Regions from separate parts of the Homo sapiens genome. Here region 1 is linked to region 2. Evidence: read pairs that join two places in POLR2A ChIA-PET (ENCODE). Cell type or tissue: endothelial cell of umbilical vein. All regions are shown on one strand. Links, peaks and the distances in the headings refer to the core of each region. The heading gives the core; the rest is flanking DNA.

What was found. Peaks named below come from ENCODE experiments on the same cell type or tissue, not always from the same donor. Only the 100,000 strongest peaks of a DNase experiment are listed, where the experiment ranks them.
Region 1: POLR2A ChIA-PET joins it to region 2 with 8 read pairs; 12 of 35 experiments call an interaction of 5 or more read pairs at or near these places.

What each region holds. Positions count from the first base shown.
Region 1 is chr13:41,645,592-41,652,766 of GRCh38, forward strand. All of the region lies in intron 37 of VWA8 (von Willebrand factor A domain containing 8), which reads right to left. Among named protein-coding and RNA genes, the nearest start is that of MIR5006, 81 kb to the left of the region's middle. RefSeq lists an enhancer at 2,883-3,027 and a cis regulatory region at 2,949-2,960. In endothelial cell of umbilical vein, for the core only: a CTCF peak has its summit at 4,258 (motif pointing right); DNase peaks (open chromatin) are centred at 2,920 and 4,230; H3K27ac peaks cover 3,582 bases.
Region 2 is chr13:41,461,978-41,469,152 of GRCh38, forward strand. RGCC (regulator of cell cycle) reads left to right here. Exons shown (of 5, transcript NM_014059.3): 3 at 4,846-4,953; 4 at 6,799-6,861. Among named protein-coding and RNA genes, the nearest start is that of RGCC, 8.0 kb to the left of the region's middle. RefSeq lists enhancers at 1,396-1,455, 3,235-3,494 and a silencer at 2,527-2,741. In endothelial cell of umbilical vein, for the core only: no CTCF peak of the experiment used is centred there; a DNase peak (open chromatin) is centred at 3,424; H3K27ac peaks cover 2,747 bases.

The DNA.
Region 1 (7,175 bases), core at 1,369-5,368, 180 kb after region 2:
AAACATGTTTGCTGTCAGTTGCAAAAGAGGTGGCATGAGAGCGACTCAAAACATTTCCAGTATCATGACTGTTCCATGAAAGACTTGAGAGAAATGGATACCTTAAAAAAACGAGAATAAATGTGCTGAAGTGCCAAGGAAAAGGCAGTTCTCTCTCTACTAGCTCCAATTTAGGATTTGCACTTCAATCTATACTTGCTCACTTGTGAAATTAAAAATCTTTTTTTTTAAATCACATAATATCAGATGTGACTTCTTCACTTACTTTTATTTTTCTAAGTGCATCTGAAAGAAGAAAGGTATTTCCAGGAGGGCAAAGAAGAGAATGTATATGATTTTTCTTCTCACTTAAGATTCTTATCAAATTTTCCTGATTTTTTTTTTTTTTTTTTGAGACGGAGTTTTGCTCTTGTTGCCCAGGCTGGAGTGCAATGGCACAATCTAGGCTTACCACAACCTCCACCTCCTGGGTTCAAGCGATTCTTCTGCCTCGGCCTCCCGAGTAGCTGGGATTGCAGGCATGTGCCACCACGCCCAGCTAATTTTGTATTTTTAGTAGAGAAGGGGTTTCCCCATGTTGGTCAGGCTGGTCTAGAACTCCTGACCTCAAGTGAACTGCCCACTTCTGCCTACCAAAGTGCTGGGATTACAGGTGTGAGCCACCACGCCCGGCCAAATTTTCCTGATTTTTATGTGTAGGGTTGAACAATGGAACCTAATCTGAATCATTAATTCATTCATGGATTCATTCAGTGAGTAATGATGATGAGTGACGACCACGTGCCGGTGCCCTGATGTTTACAGTCTAGGCATTTTAAATATACTACTTCTGATATTCATAATTCTCCATATTAGGTATTATTTCTACTTTGCAGGACAGGAAACTAAGGCTTAGAGATGTATAGCAACATACTCATTATCACATAGTTATTAATTGGAGGAGCCAGGATTGAAATCTCAGTCCATCTCCTTCTAAAACCCAGGTTTATCAGATTTTTTTTTTACTACATTACACTGGCTATAAACAATGAATGTATTCTTGATAGTACAAAATTCAATGTTTTATAAAGCATATCATGGTTTAGGAAAGCAAGAAATATGCCTGAAAGGCAAGCATTTTTCCTTTTTAATATATATCAGATTTATAGAAAGCACTGTATACATCAGTAAATAAGACATTAGATTAAAGGGCTAGCATATCTTTCAGAAGGTTAGTAAAATACTGTATTTATGTATGGTCTGAACTGCATCATACCAGACAATCCTGAACATGATCTGCAGACTCAATGCTTGCCCTAGTGGCTCACGTCTGAAAATGTCACTTACTGGCCACAGGACATTGGGTGTACTATGTAATCTGTTTGAAAATCTGTTTCTTCATCTATAAAATGGGACTATCATCATTCTATCACATAGGAAGCTACAAAGAGAAAATGGAGAGATACATGTAGAATACTTAACAGTGATGGGCAGGCTTCAGTACCTTACCTTTTCCTCACATATTACACACACAGCTTTACTAACAGTAGCAGTAAAGTACATCTCTGTTTATCATTTACACAGAAAAAAAGAGCTCCAATGGAAATGCCCCAGAACATGAAGATCACTGACTTTGATGGCCTGCCTGTGGTAAAACTTAGGATATAAATGAGGATCAGAAGCTTTTGGGAGACATTTTCTGGATGTGTCAGGTTTAGCGTGACTAAAGAAGGGTTTGAATATAATCCCTAAACTACAAGTAATCTTCCACTTATGCATATTAGGTAAGGATAAATGAACAGTTACATTAACACACAGAGCATATCTACAAACAAATAAGATTTTCTTAAATACATTAGAATGTGTTCATTTAAAAGACTTATTTGAAAAAAATAAAAAGAATTTTAAAAGGTTGTTATTTGACATTGTCACTCTGAATGCATATATATTTATTTCATTCATTTGACAAATGCTTACTGAGTGTCCAGTAAGTTCAGGGCACTGTGCTAGCATTGGGCATATGCTGATACACAAAACAGCAATGGTTTTTTCCCTTCAAAATCAGCTTTGAAACCATGAGTAGAATCAGTCACATTATTTACTGATAAATATACATCGCTAAAAGAATTCAAGTCTGGGCCAGGTGCAGTGGCTCATGCCTGTAATCCTAGCACTTTGGGAGGCCGAGGTGGGTGGATCACTTGAGGTCAGGAGTTTGAGACCAGATTGGCCAATATGGTGAAACCCTTTCTCTACTAAAAATACAAAAATTAGCTGGTATCATGACGCATGCCTGTAATCCCAGCTACTCAGGAGGCTGAAGCAGGAGAATCGCCTAAACCCGGGAGGCAGAGGTTGCAGTGAGCCAAGATCGCACCACTGCACTCTAGCCTGGGCGAAGGAGCGAGACTTTGTCTCAGGAAAAAAAAAAAGAATTCAAGTCTGACTGACTAAAGCCTAAGCTCATCATAAAACCCACCACCTAGGAGAAAATATTAAATGATGCATGTCTTGGAGAATCAACGTAGTTAGCAGAGGAGAGCTTTCCTAACACAATAGAAAAATGCCTTTGGACGGTGTCGGTAGTCCCCTCAGTAAAGTGTCTCACACTTCCTGAATCTGATCACTGGTAATAATGATGATAAAAAAAGATTTCCTTTTTTTAGCATTGGAAAAAACCCTACCCAAATAATTTTTGGAAGCTTGAGATTACATTATTTATCTGGTTCAGGTTTTAAAAATATTTCTGATTTTTTTCTGCCAAAATCCAAGCCCTCTTTCCTCATACAGAACAACTTAGATTTCTGAAATAGTTCTTCCCTTGACATTACTTGGGAGGTGGGCATTATTTCCCCAGAAAAGTAAACAAGGGAATAAAAACAAGGTGACTCAAAGGATGAGGAAGTATGTTTTTGTAGAGAACAAAAGATCCTTTCACAGTATGTCAAAGACTTAACTGTGAACTTTCCCGAATGTAAACACTGTTCAAATGGCAAAAGGAATTTCATCTATGTCTATAAAAGGTCCTGAACAATAGCTCTTGCTTGAAGCTACTTTTGACGGGGCCGTAAAATAATCTTTTCTTCAAATACTTTACATACAGACCTACAAAAACTTTTTCATCTTCTCAGGAGACATACAATTATAATTACCTTCATAATAGCAACAATAACACATAGAAGCACGGTACTGCTAAAGGCAATTAATGTCATAAATTATAAGCAGCATCATTTATGCTTAGAGTCTTCAGGAATAAAGAAATGCTTTAAGAGATAGTTTAAAATATTAGGCTAATGGTTTCCATTTAGCCTAAGAATTTAAAACTTATAGGGGCTGAGTACGGTGGCTCATGCCTGTAATCCCAGCATTTTGGGAGGCCAAGGCGGGTGGATCACATGAGGCCAGGAGTTCGATACCAGCTTGGCCAACATGGTGAAACCTCGTCTCTACTAAAAATCCAAAAAGTAGCTGGGCGTGGTGGGGGGGTGCCTGTAATCCCAGCTACTTGGGAGGCTGAGGCACGAGAATCACTTGAACCCGGGAGGCGGAGTTGCAGTGAGCTGAGATTGCGCCACTGCAGTCCAGCCTGGGTGATGGGGGACACTCTGTCTCAACAACAATAACAACAACAAAAACATAGGGCAGTAGATTTCTTTAAACAGATTTCATTATGATTACAAAAAAGGAATATTAATATTTTAAACCAAAAGGAATTATGAGATATCAGTTAGCTAAAATAAATATTTAACTTTTCCTACTTTAAAGTTTTACTCTTTACAAACCTCCTAGTTTTAATAATTGTAAAATGAACACTAGTAATTATTTAATGACAAGAATATGTCCTATAGTAAAATGCAAAGGAATAAATAGGTTTATTTGCTGTATTAGATGAATAATATATGAATTATAGTCAGGCAGATAATAATATTATCTGTATTTCTGGTGAGGTAGTTTTACTTCGTGTTTCTTTGTGAATCATTTTGATTAGAGTAGATTTTTCCATTAGTATTTTGAGTATTGATCATTTTTGTTTAGTACTGTTAGTATTCATCACAAGTTGATTGTTTTTTCATTTCCAAAGGTTTATTGCTGGGGGGTGAGGGGAGAATGTTATTTTTTTCTACTGAAATGCACCTCTAACTTTATAATATCTGGTAATGGTGAAACAGAATTCACTTCTAGTAACAAGACCTAAGCCACAGAATTTCAGAGTTGGAAGAAAATATGCTGGATACTTTAGGCCCACATTCAGCCTCACTCTGAGAAGGGCAGCATTCCACCACCAGGGGTAGCTTGCACAAGTTAGGTACAAATTTAAGTGATCACTGCAACACGTGTTGTGCCTTTACAAAGCTGGCTGGGACGGGAAATAATCTAATTCCTTGGATTGTTCATTGTAATTTACGTTAAGTTATGAACCTAGTATTAGCCCCTCCCCTTCAAAGGGTCATTATACATACTCAACAAGTTTTCTAAATTTTAAAGTTAATTCGGTAGCTCTTTATAAATTTTAAAATTAGTTCACCATATAATCTTTAATCTATAATAGATAATAGGAGAAATCTATAATCTTTCTATTATTGTACAGATTTATTATCATAAATAATAATATTGTATACTTATATACTACTTTACAGTTCACAAAATGCTTGAACATGTTATCTCATTTGGGTTTTACAACAATCCTGTGAGGTAGCTGCTATAGTCAGTTCTATTTTACAGATGGGGAAATGGAGCTTCAGAGAGGTTAAATGATAGCCTAAGATCACTGGATAGAACTTGGAATCAAACTTGGTTTTGGCTACCTGGCTCAGAGGTGTTTATTCCATAGCCACAAACTAACAAGCGTAGAAACATGAACCAGGGTGGGATTGATCCCTATTTGATTCTTTGCCAACCTAGGCAATAGTCACTAGTGAAGAGTGAGCTCATTTACAGATACAAAAGGCTCAGCCTGGAAAACTCCAAAGGATTCTCCAGTTTTATCATCCCTCTGAGGGACCTCGTAAAAGCTTTAAATAGCCAAATTAATTGTACATCCATTTACTGATTTACTGATTCATCAAGAATTTATTGAAATCTGACCAGGTGTCAGGCTCCTAGGTGGGTGCTGGGGGTGCCAGCCTAAGTGGGACATACACTCTGCTCTGGGGGAACTTGCCCTTCTGACACATGTCAAAGTCAGAGATCACAGCATGATCAAGGCATAGGGATGCCGAGGAGGGAGGGATGTGTTTTGCTGAGGGTAGACAGGCTGCATCCAAGGAGGGCTTAGGGAGACATTGGCATGCAGCCTTAAAGGAAGAGACACAGGAGTGTGTATGGGCATTCCAGGCAGGGGCCAATGTGAGTGAAGGTGTGGGGTCTGATAAGGCATATTTAAGGGGTGTGTGGACACTGCTTTAGCTTCATTCTTCTCATTCTTACAACCAGAGGATTTTGCTTTGTCACTCATAAAATGCGTAATAAATATAAACAGAAACCAAAACAACATGGTACTGGTACAAAAACAGATACATAGACCAATGGAACATGTGAGAGAAGCCAGAAACAAAGCCACACACCTACAGCCATCTGATCTTTGACAAAGCCAACAAAAAAAAAAGCAATGGGGAAAGGATTGAGGATTGCTTTGACTATTGAGGCTCTCTTTTGGTTCCATACAAATTGTAAAATAGCTTTTCCTAATTTTGTGAAAAATGACATTGGTAGTTTGACAGGAATAGCATTGTATCTGTAAATTGCTTTGGACAGTATCTCCTTTATTTTCCCCCTTTCCTTCCCTCTGATTTCAGGAGATTCCATTTAAAAAAATTATCTTAGAGTGAGAATATAATAGTGTAGAAAGCAGAGGTAGACTGCCCATCTTTTTGGCTTTTGTATTCCAAACCAGGAGTTGGCAAACTTTTCTATAAAAAGCCACGTAGTAAATATTTTAGGCTTTACAGGCCATATGGTCTTTGTTGCAACTACTCAACTGTGCCTTTGTAGTGCAAAAGCAGACACAGACAATACATAAATGAATGAGTGTAGCTGTGTTTCAATAAAACTTTATGGACACCAAAATTTGAATTTCATAAAATTTTCATATGCCATGAAATATAATTATTTTTATCAACTGATTTTTTCCAACTGTTAAAGTTTTTTTTCCAAAAAAATCTTAGTTTGTGGGCCTACAGAAAAAGGTGGTGCAATTTGCCAGTCCCTGTTTTAATTGCTTAGGGAACCTAAGGGACTCTTCTAGAGCTTGTAAGCAAATTTAGCAACACAGGAAAGCCTGGAAGAGAATGGGGCTTCATTTCTCAATCCTGCTCCACCCTGGTGTGAGAAAAGAGATATCAGCAGGTCCTGCCATCCCACAAATGTGTGTACTGTCATTACTCCCAGTGTGAAACATTCTGAATTTGCTGCTAAAATTTCAAATTAATGAGATTTCACTTAAAAATCTAGATTTTGGTCTTCTCTTGAAAATGGGAGGATAAGGCCAAATTGGGGCCAGATTCTCACATGGCAACAGCTAGGTAGTGACTGCCTTCCTATATGGGGCACAACTTCCTGTTCACCTGAGACCCTCCTGGCCTGTGTCCCCATCCACATTGCCTGTCTGGCACCTATAAGCATTTAGTCTAAATTCTACTAAGCAGAGACATCTGTTTTCTTCTCTAAGGGCACAACTTCCATTAAAACTAATCTTTTGGTCCTAGGGAAGCCACATGGGGAAGAGGCATACAAACACGGGCTTCTGAGTTAGATAAACCTAGGCTGAAATCTCAGCTTTGTTCTTTGTTAGCAGAGTGAGCCTGGACAAATTACTTACTCCCAACCTCAGAATGGGAGCAATAATATATACACCTGAAATGGTGGTTGTAATGATCATGTGAGAGAATGTATCAGAAGCAGCTAGCACATACTCAGCAGTTAATTAAAAGAAGAATCACTACAATGGAGAAGTTCTTTGATGTGTATCTTTTAGTTTTAGACCCTGTATTCATTGTTGCCTTTTGTGGAAGGACCTGAAGGATGAGCTTACAATCTACCTTATTTTATAAAAAAAAAGAAATTAAGGCCCAGAGAGGTGAAATGACTACTTAAAACCAACTAGTGATGGAACCAGAAAGAGGATTTGGGTTTCTTAATTTTTAGTCAGAGGAAATTTCTCTGTGCTACAATACCTCACTAAAATTTCTGAATTCTTT
Region 2 (7,175 bases), core at 1,574-5,573:
AAGGGAGCTGGGACAACAGTGGAGAAGTTGAGGAAAGATGCTCTTTCTTATTTTGCCCCCCTTTGGCGAGGCTATCAGAATTTAGATTTTCAGGAGGAGAAGTCAACCCACACCCCCAGCCATTCCCTGTGGCAAAAGGGAGGTAGGTCCAAAGCTTTCTTTTTCTTGGTTAATTACTATAGTTTGCTTGCTTTAAACGTGTGGGATCGTTCTATATTTACAGGAGCCTTGGGTAAGGTTTACTGTCTGTGGTTTTACTTCCCCCTGGAGCAGCACGTTGACATGCGCTAACCCTAAATTACCTTTCTCCCAACCCCCCTAGCTAAAAAAACACACCTACCTTTTAAACAAGCCTCTATTTTGCAGCAGTGTTTCTCAGACTCTGTTAGTTGTATATTTCATATGCTTTTCTTTCTTTTGATGGTGCCTTAGAAAACACGGTCCCAGAATTTGAGGTTCCTGACTTCAGTACACTAACTAGACTTGCCAGGGATGTTTCTAATGGGAATTTGAGATACATGTGAGATGGTGCTTTAGAGCTGATTGAAGCCGATATTGTAAGGCCCTCAAATATCCAGCCTTACCACCTGCCAGGGTTCCCCAAATTATCACTGTTCTAGGTCCTTCGAGCCCCTATTAATAGCAGCACCTGATACCCACGCGGGGCAATAATACATGAATATGTGATCAGCCAGCAACACATTGCTGTCATTTAATCAGACTAACTGGCTATTACTTTTGCAAGGAATAGAGTTCCAGGGGAGGGAAAAGAACAGGATGTCCGGCTTTGCCTACCTTGAAATCTGTCTTGCGTGAGATTTTGCCCATTGTATGTTCTTAATAAAACTCTATGGAAAGAAATTTTATTGGTTAAGGGTAAAGAGAGGTCTAGAGCTTGGGGTACCTCTATGTTGAGAGTTTGTTCTTGGGAGGTTTGTTCTAGGATGCCACTGAAGAGAAAGTTCTCTTAAGAATGTTGCTGCTCTCTCTCAAGAAGAGGGAGGATCTTGATTCTGTTTATTCTCTGTGATTACCTTTTCTCTCTCAGGAGTGCTATTCTGCACTTTGCTAGGAACTTTAGAGTTAAATCATTAAAACCACAGGCATTATACACAGAGCACCTAGGTTATTGTTCTTCTTCTAACAAGGAAGAAACAGAGTGACTCTACAGGGTCATGCAGTTTTCACGTGGCCTCTAGACACCCACTCGACAGTGGCATAGATGCTAGATGCCCACTCGCCAGTGGTGTAGCTTTGGGGCCTTGAGGGCTCTCTTTTCATCTGTGCCATACACGATGTGTAGATATCATCACAGGGTGCGCCTCAGCTGCAGCAGGTTTGGCTCAAGGATGCTGGCGGTCGGCTTCTTCTTGGTGGTCGAAGGTTGAACAGTTCAAAACTTGGAGTTGGGTCTGTCCCAGATTGTACACCTCACGGAAAGGGAGTGAAGTCATGGTGTGGCAACGAGCTGGGGCGTGAGCTAATGTGTATCTGTGTGTGTGTGTGTGTGTGTGTGTGTGTGTGTGGTGGGCAGGGCGGGGGCGGGCAGGAGGAAGTGAGTGTAGCTGTGCTGCCATGCCTCTGTTTGCGTGTGTTTCTATATAAATAGATATTGTAACTAGTATTTTTCCTCCTCTTCCTCCCTCACTGTGGGAGTGGCTGTCAGTTTGTCTGTATATTTTCTCAGTTTGGGAAAAATTCTCACATCAAGAAGGCATTTAGCCTGTGAACCTAAAGGATCAGAGGACAGTCCTGGCAATATTCTGGATCTACGGCTCATTCTCTACAGATTCTCTCCAGGCCCCATGAGTTATGCTGAGTCTTTCCTGAATCTTTGCTGGATTCCTTTTTTCCCCTGCTAACATCCTCTTTTGTAATGGCCTTTCCATATCTAGATTGTTCCTTCTTCCAACATTCAATAGCGTTTGGCCTCCTTGCCTGTGAGGTGAACAAATTGTGGTGTCTTTCTCCCCTGCAGAGGAGTGTACGTGGATGGAAACTTGCTGGAGAGTAGGGGCAGAAGAGAGCTGAAGTTCAAAGTCAGGGTAGGGCCTGTGGTGCATGCCGGGTGGGTGGAGTGAGCAGTGGTGTGGAAAGTTGCTCTCCCAGGCCAGCTGCTTGTGGGAGATAGAGAGCGGAGGTGTGGTCCCTGCGATCTGGGCCAGCCAGCCTCTGGGCCCAGGGATGGGGGCGAAGCTCTCAGGTATCCTTCATAGCCACGGATAATGTGCCAAGGGCCTGGTATTTTCTGGCTCAGAGTCTAGGCATGAGGCCTGCCTCCTCAGGACCCTCTGTGGTTTTCTTGCCCCTAAATTTTGCCTTATCTTCTCCCCATGAGTTTCTCAGGCTGTATTTGTGGCGATTCTCCTGGTGACTGCATGGTGACAACAGTAAGGCTTCCTTGCAGGTCTGCAGTGGGTGTGGCCAGCTTCCTGTGTGTAGGGGAAAGGGCTTCCCTTGGGAGAATTGGAGAGCCCACCTTTGGAGGTGGGCTCGGTTGAGGGAGCCAGCAGGAGGGCTTCCCAAGTAAGGTTCCACGGAGTCCAAGGGTCCTGAGAAGTAGTAGCAGGAGCACCACAAAGAAGTGTCCCGTGGTCAGGTACACTGGGGAAATGGGGCTGGTTTTGTTTAACCGCAAGTCTTTTCAGGATGTTGGAAGTGGGCATACCCATGGGAATGAGCAAGGCTGTTTGGTGTTTCTCAGGTGTACCTGATCACACAGCCCTCGGAGGACCAGCACTCTGAGGAATGTATTTTTGGGGAAGTGTAGGTATCAGGTCCAGGATTTTGGATCTCAGTCCATGTTCATCCTCAAAGCCCAGTGATGGTGGTCATTTCAGGTGAGCTGGGCTGGACCTCTGAAGGAAGCAAAGATTGTGAGGGTTGCTCTCAAGGGTCTTCTGGGCATGTTTGGAAAAGTGGACAAGATGGCGGTGTCAGCGAAAAAGAGCAGGGGGCAGGTGGGCCCCTGGGCAGGAGAGGGTGGGGGGAAAGGGAGCCAGGTGAGGCACCTGAGAAGTTGTGGCAGCCTCTTAGGGACAAAGCTGAATTTCCCTGAGACTAGAAACCTCTTCTTCCGAAAACTCTGATACTTTTTGTACTGGGCCTATCTCTTGTCACTTAGGCAAATTCCTTTTCAGTTAATGGGACCAAAGAGAGATGTTTTTGCCTCCCCCTAAGCTGGAGGTAGTTGGCTTAAAGTGGAAGAATCCCGAGGAGGCGGGGACCTGGTAAGGCCCCCATCATTCAGCTGCCCTCTCACACCTGAAGAGCCACTTCTCTGCTCCAACTGTGGCTGGCTTTGTGTTTTGTTTTAACCAGGAAGGCTGTTCCCCGTGACCTCAGGGGCCACATCCTGCTTCTGCTGCCTGCCTTGCCTTTGCACCCTTTGAGTCAGTGCTGCTCAGCCAGCAGCCCCTTTCTGAGTCACAGCCACACAGCTGGGCCAACCGTGCGTTGGTTTCCTTCCCCTTAGCAGGACTTAGAGAATCTCAGAACTTTAGAGCTAGAAGTGCCTTTAAGGATTATTTAGTCCGCCTTCCCATTCTATTGATAAGTAAGCTAGGCCCAGAGATGTACTAGCTCAAAGGCACCCTAGTACTTAGTAGTTGACTGGATGGTCCCCTTGACTCCCAGTTCAGCCTTGAACTTCTGGGGCCTCATCTTGCTGTGGTTCAAGTCTTTGGAGGTATGAGAATAGAGGGAGCCATGATGTCACTCCAAGTGTCTAATAGATGAACTTCCAGGAGAAGATGTCTTTATCTTTGACCTTCTGGCTTATCTGAAGAGTACAGACTCTTAGGAAAACCTCTCTTAAGTAAAAGAGAGGATTATTAAATTATAGGACAGCAAGAGAGCAAAGATCTCTCTTGAGCAGGGAAAGAGGCTTAAGTCATGGGATACTGGATGTTTGTATTTTAGGAGGCTCAGAGGGCAGAAGGGACATATTTCACTTGAGATGATTCCTTTTGCCTAAAATCCTTACCCCCACACTCCCACCATCAACCAAGCACTGGTCATGATGATCCTATCACCCCCTTCCTGTATTGGGGAAGCAAGGGCCTTTGGTATACTTGATTTGACACACACACACTCTCTCACTTCTCACTCACACTCTCACACTCACATGCTCTCACACACACACTCTCATTTTCTCACACACACTCCACACTCACACACGCACACACTCTCACACACTTTCTCACACACACACTCACACACACTCATACACTCACACACTTTCTCACACACACATATTCTCACACACACCCACACTCACACACTCATGCACACACACACACTTTCACACAAACACACACACACACTTTCTCTCTCACACACACACACTCCCTCTCTCCCCTGTCTCGAATCATTTTGGGGGCATAAACATAAAACCTGGAAATCAACCTGTTTTCTAATCTTTTTTTTTGAGACAGAGTCTCACTCTGTCACCCAGGCTGGAGTGCAGTGGTGTGATCTTGGCTCACTGCAAACTCCACCTCCCAGATTCAAGCGAGTCTCCTGCCTCAGCCTCCCAAGTAGCTGGGGCTACAGACACACACCACTATGCCTGGCTAATTTTTGTATTTTTAGTAGAGATGGGGTTTCACCATGTTGGCCAGGCTGGTCTTGAACTCCTCATCTCTGGTGATCCACCTGCTTCAGCTTCCCAAAGTGCTGAGATTACAGCCGTGAGCCACCCCATGCCTGGCTGTTTTCTTTACTATAGAGTTGCAGCTTTGGCTTATTTTGAAGACAAATTGTTGGTTATCAATAGACTATAAAGTGCTAAGTCTATAATCTCATGAGTACTATTTCTAATGAGTATATTTTCCTTCCTGAAAGGTGCAGATTCACTTTATAGGAACAGCTTCAGCTTCAGTGATGAAAAACTGAATTCTCCAACAGACTCTACCCCAGCTCTTCTCTCTGCCACTGTCACTCCTCAGAAAGGTAAGGTCATTAGTTGGAATTTGAGTTTTTTGCTTTTTTATTCCTCTCTCCTTCTCAATCCCTTCTCTGTCCCTTTTATCCCTAAACAATCTTTCTCAAATGTACAAAACAAATAGGTAAGACTAATGTCTTAATACTGTAGAGTATACAGTGGAATTTTTTATTTCTCAGGATTTTAATCAGTGTGAACATGAAATCAGATAATTTGGGGCAGAAAACCTGAAGTCACAGGGAGAAAGAAAATTTGGAGACTAGACTGTTCTCTCTCATGTGATGTAATCAAGACTGTGCAAATGACAGTGTTTCTTAGGAGTCTCCTCCCAGACTTGTTGGTTCTAGAATTTAAAACTCAGCAGTTTGCCTTTGCAGATAGTGGGATTCTTTTTATTGCATTAATTATTTAACCAATGCTTTCAGATGACCAATTTAGCAATTAAATGGGGTTGTCATTATTAGATAAGCTATGATCTAACATGATTTAAAATAGCAGCTCCAGCCTGTCTCTACTGTGGTATTAATAGACCTAAAATGTCTTTAAAGATGCATGAGCAGTTTCTTATTTTTTGGAACTGGTAAAATGTCTCCAGCTAGAGAGTTGAATGTTCTGTTACATTGGACAAGTGCCTTTTTGAAAACAAAAGGAGCTTTTTTTCTTAAGAAAAGTTATACTTGCTGAAAATAGTTGCAGAATGCAATAAAAATGGAACATAGTTAAAAAGAAATGACAATTCCATCACTCTTTTCACTTTGGCAATAAGACAGGACTTCACTCTTTTTTCAGAAGAGGCATTTGAAAGTTCCCTTCTCAACATAGCAACGTTAGCACCCACTGGGAATTCTGCCACTATCCAGCCCTCAGTCTGTAATGAATCAGTTGAATTCAGAGACAGAGCAGTCTAAAAAGTGGCTTAAAACGTGCTCAGATTTGTTACCTGATCCTCAAGAGGTAGGAATTAAAGAGGGAAAAAAAGCCCCTAGTGGCAAATTGACTTAAAAGGCTAAGAACAATTAGCCATTTGTAGCCAGCAGGTGTTAATTAATAAAACTGTCCAGTACTGCATTTCAGGGAAGGCATGAATGATGTGATGAACTCTACAAAAATAAAGTCAGCTATATGAAAAAAATCTCTACATCTCAGGCTCTAGAGAGAACCAAATCAGAATGAGGACTCGTTTCCTTGTGTGGGCACCTGGAGGGGATGAGGCTGTCCTGGGCCCAGAAGACTCATGGCACCTTCCCTGTACCATTTTGATAAGAAACAGTGAACTCTTCATTCATTTCATATTGGAGGAACTCTGAGGGCTGCAGCGTTGCCCTGGGGGGACAGCACAAGCAAGAATGCATCAGAAGGCTAGTGCCGCAGGAATGACACAATCTAGGTGTCTGCTCTGCACAGTGCTATGCTTACTGAATTTTTTGACTAATAACTCATATTCTACACAATACAAAAACCAGACTCCTTTTATCTTCCCTTCCTGCTCCTCACTCTCCTGCAAACATTTAAGACAGTGAAGGAAGATTCCTCTTCTAGGTGAGGGAGAAGTGGGGTGGGATGTTTGGAGAGGGTGGTGATGAACTAAAAAATAAAGAAACACTTAGGCTAGTCTTCAGAATCAGTTTCTGAGTTTACTGTATCAAAACACTGGAGCACACACTTAGGGTTGGCCCAGGACACTCTTCAATAAAAGTCTCTGAAGATAAGGAGGTAGATGTAAAATAGAAATAATCCATTCTATAACTCTGGAAGTTCCAACTTCCTGGAAAACTCAATATGGAGTCATCAGCTGTCTTTGTTATGGAAACTGAACTCTCTCTCTCTCTCTCTCTCCCTCTCCTGTTTCACAGCTAAATTAGGAGACACAAAAGAGCTAGAAGCCTTCATTGCTGATCTTGACAAAACTTTAGCAAGTAAGTACATGTCTGATATTAAAAACAAAAAAACAAAAAACTAACAGACACTTCTGATAAAGTGTTGTAATGTTAACCAGCTTGCCCTGGGGCAGAAAGTTTCATCCTAAGCCTTCTATAGGTTTAGAAACAGGACCCTAGGCCGGGGCAGTGGCTCACGCCTGTAATCCCAGCACTTTGGAAGGCTGAGGTGGGTGGATTACCTGAGGTCAGGAATTCAAGTCCAGCCTGGCCAACATGGTGAAACCCAATCTCTACTAAAAAATACAAAAATTAGCTGGGCATGGTGGCGCACACCTGTAGTCCCAGCTTCT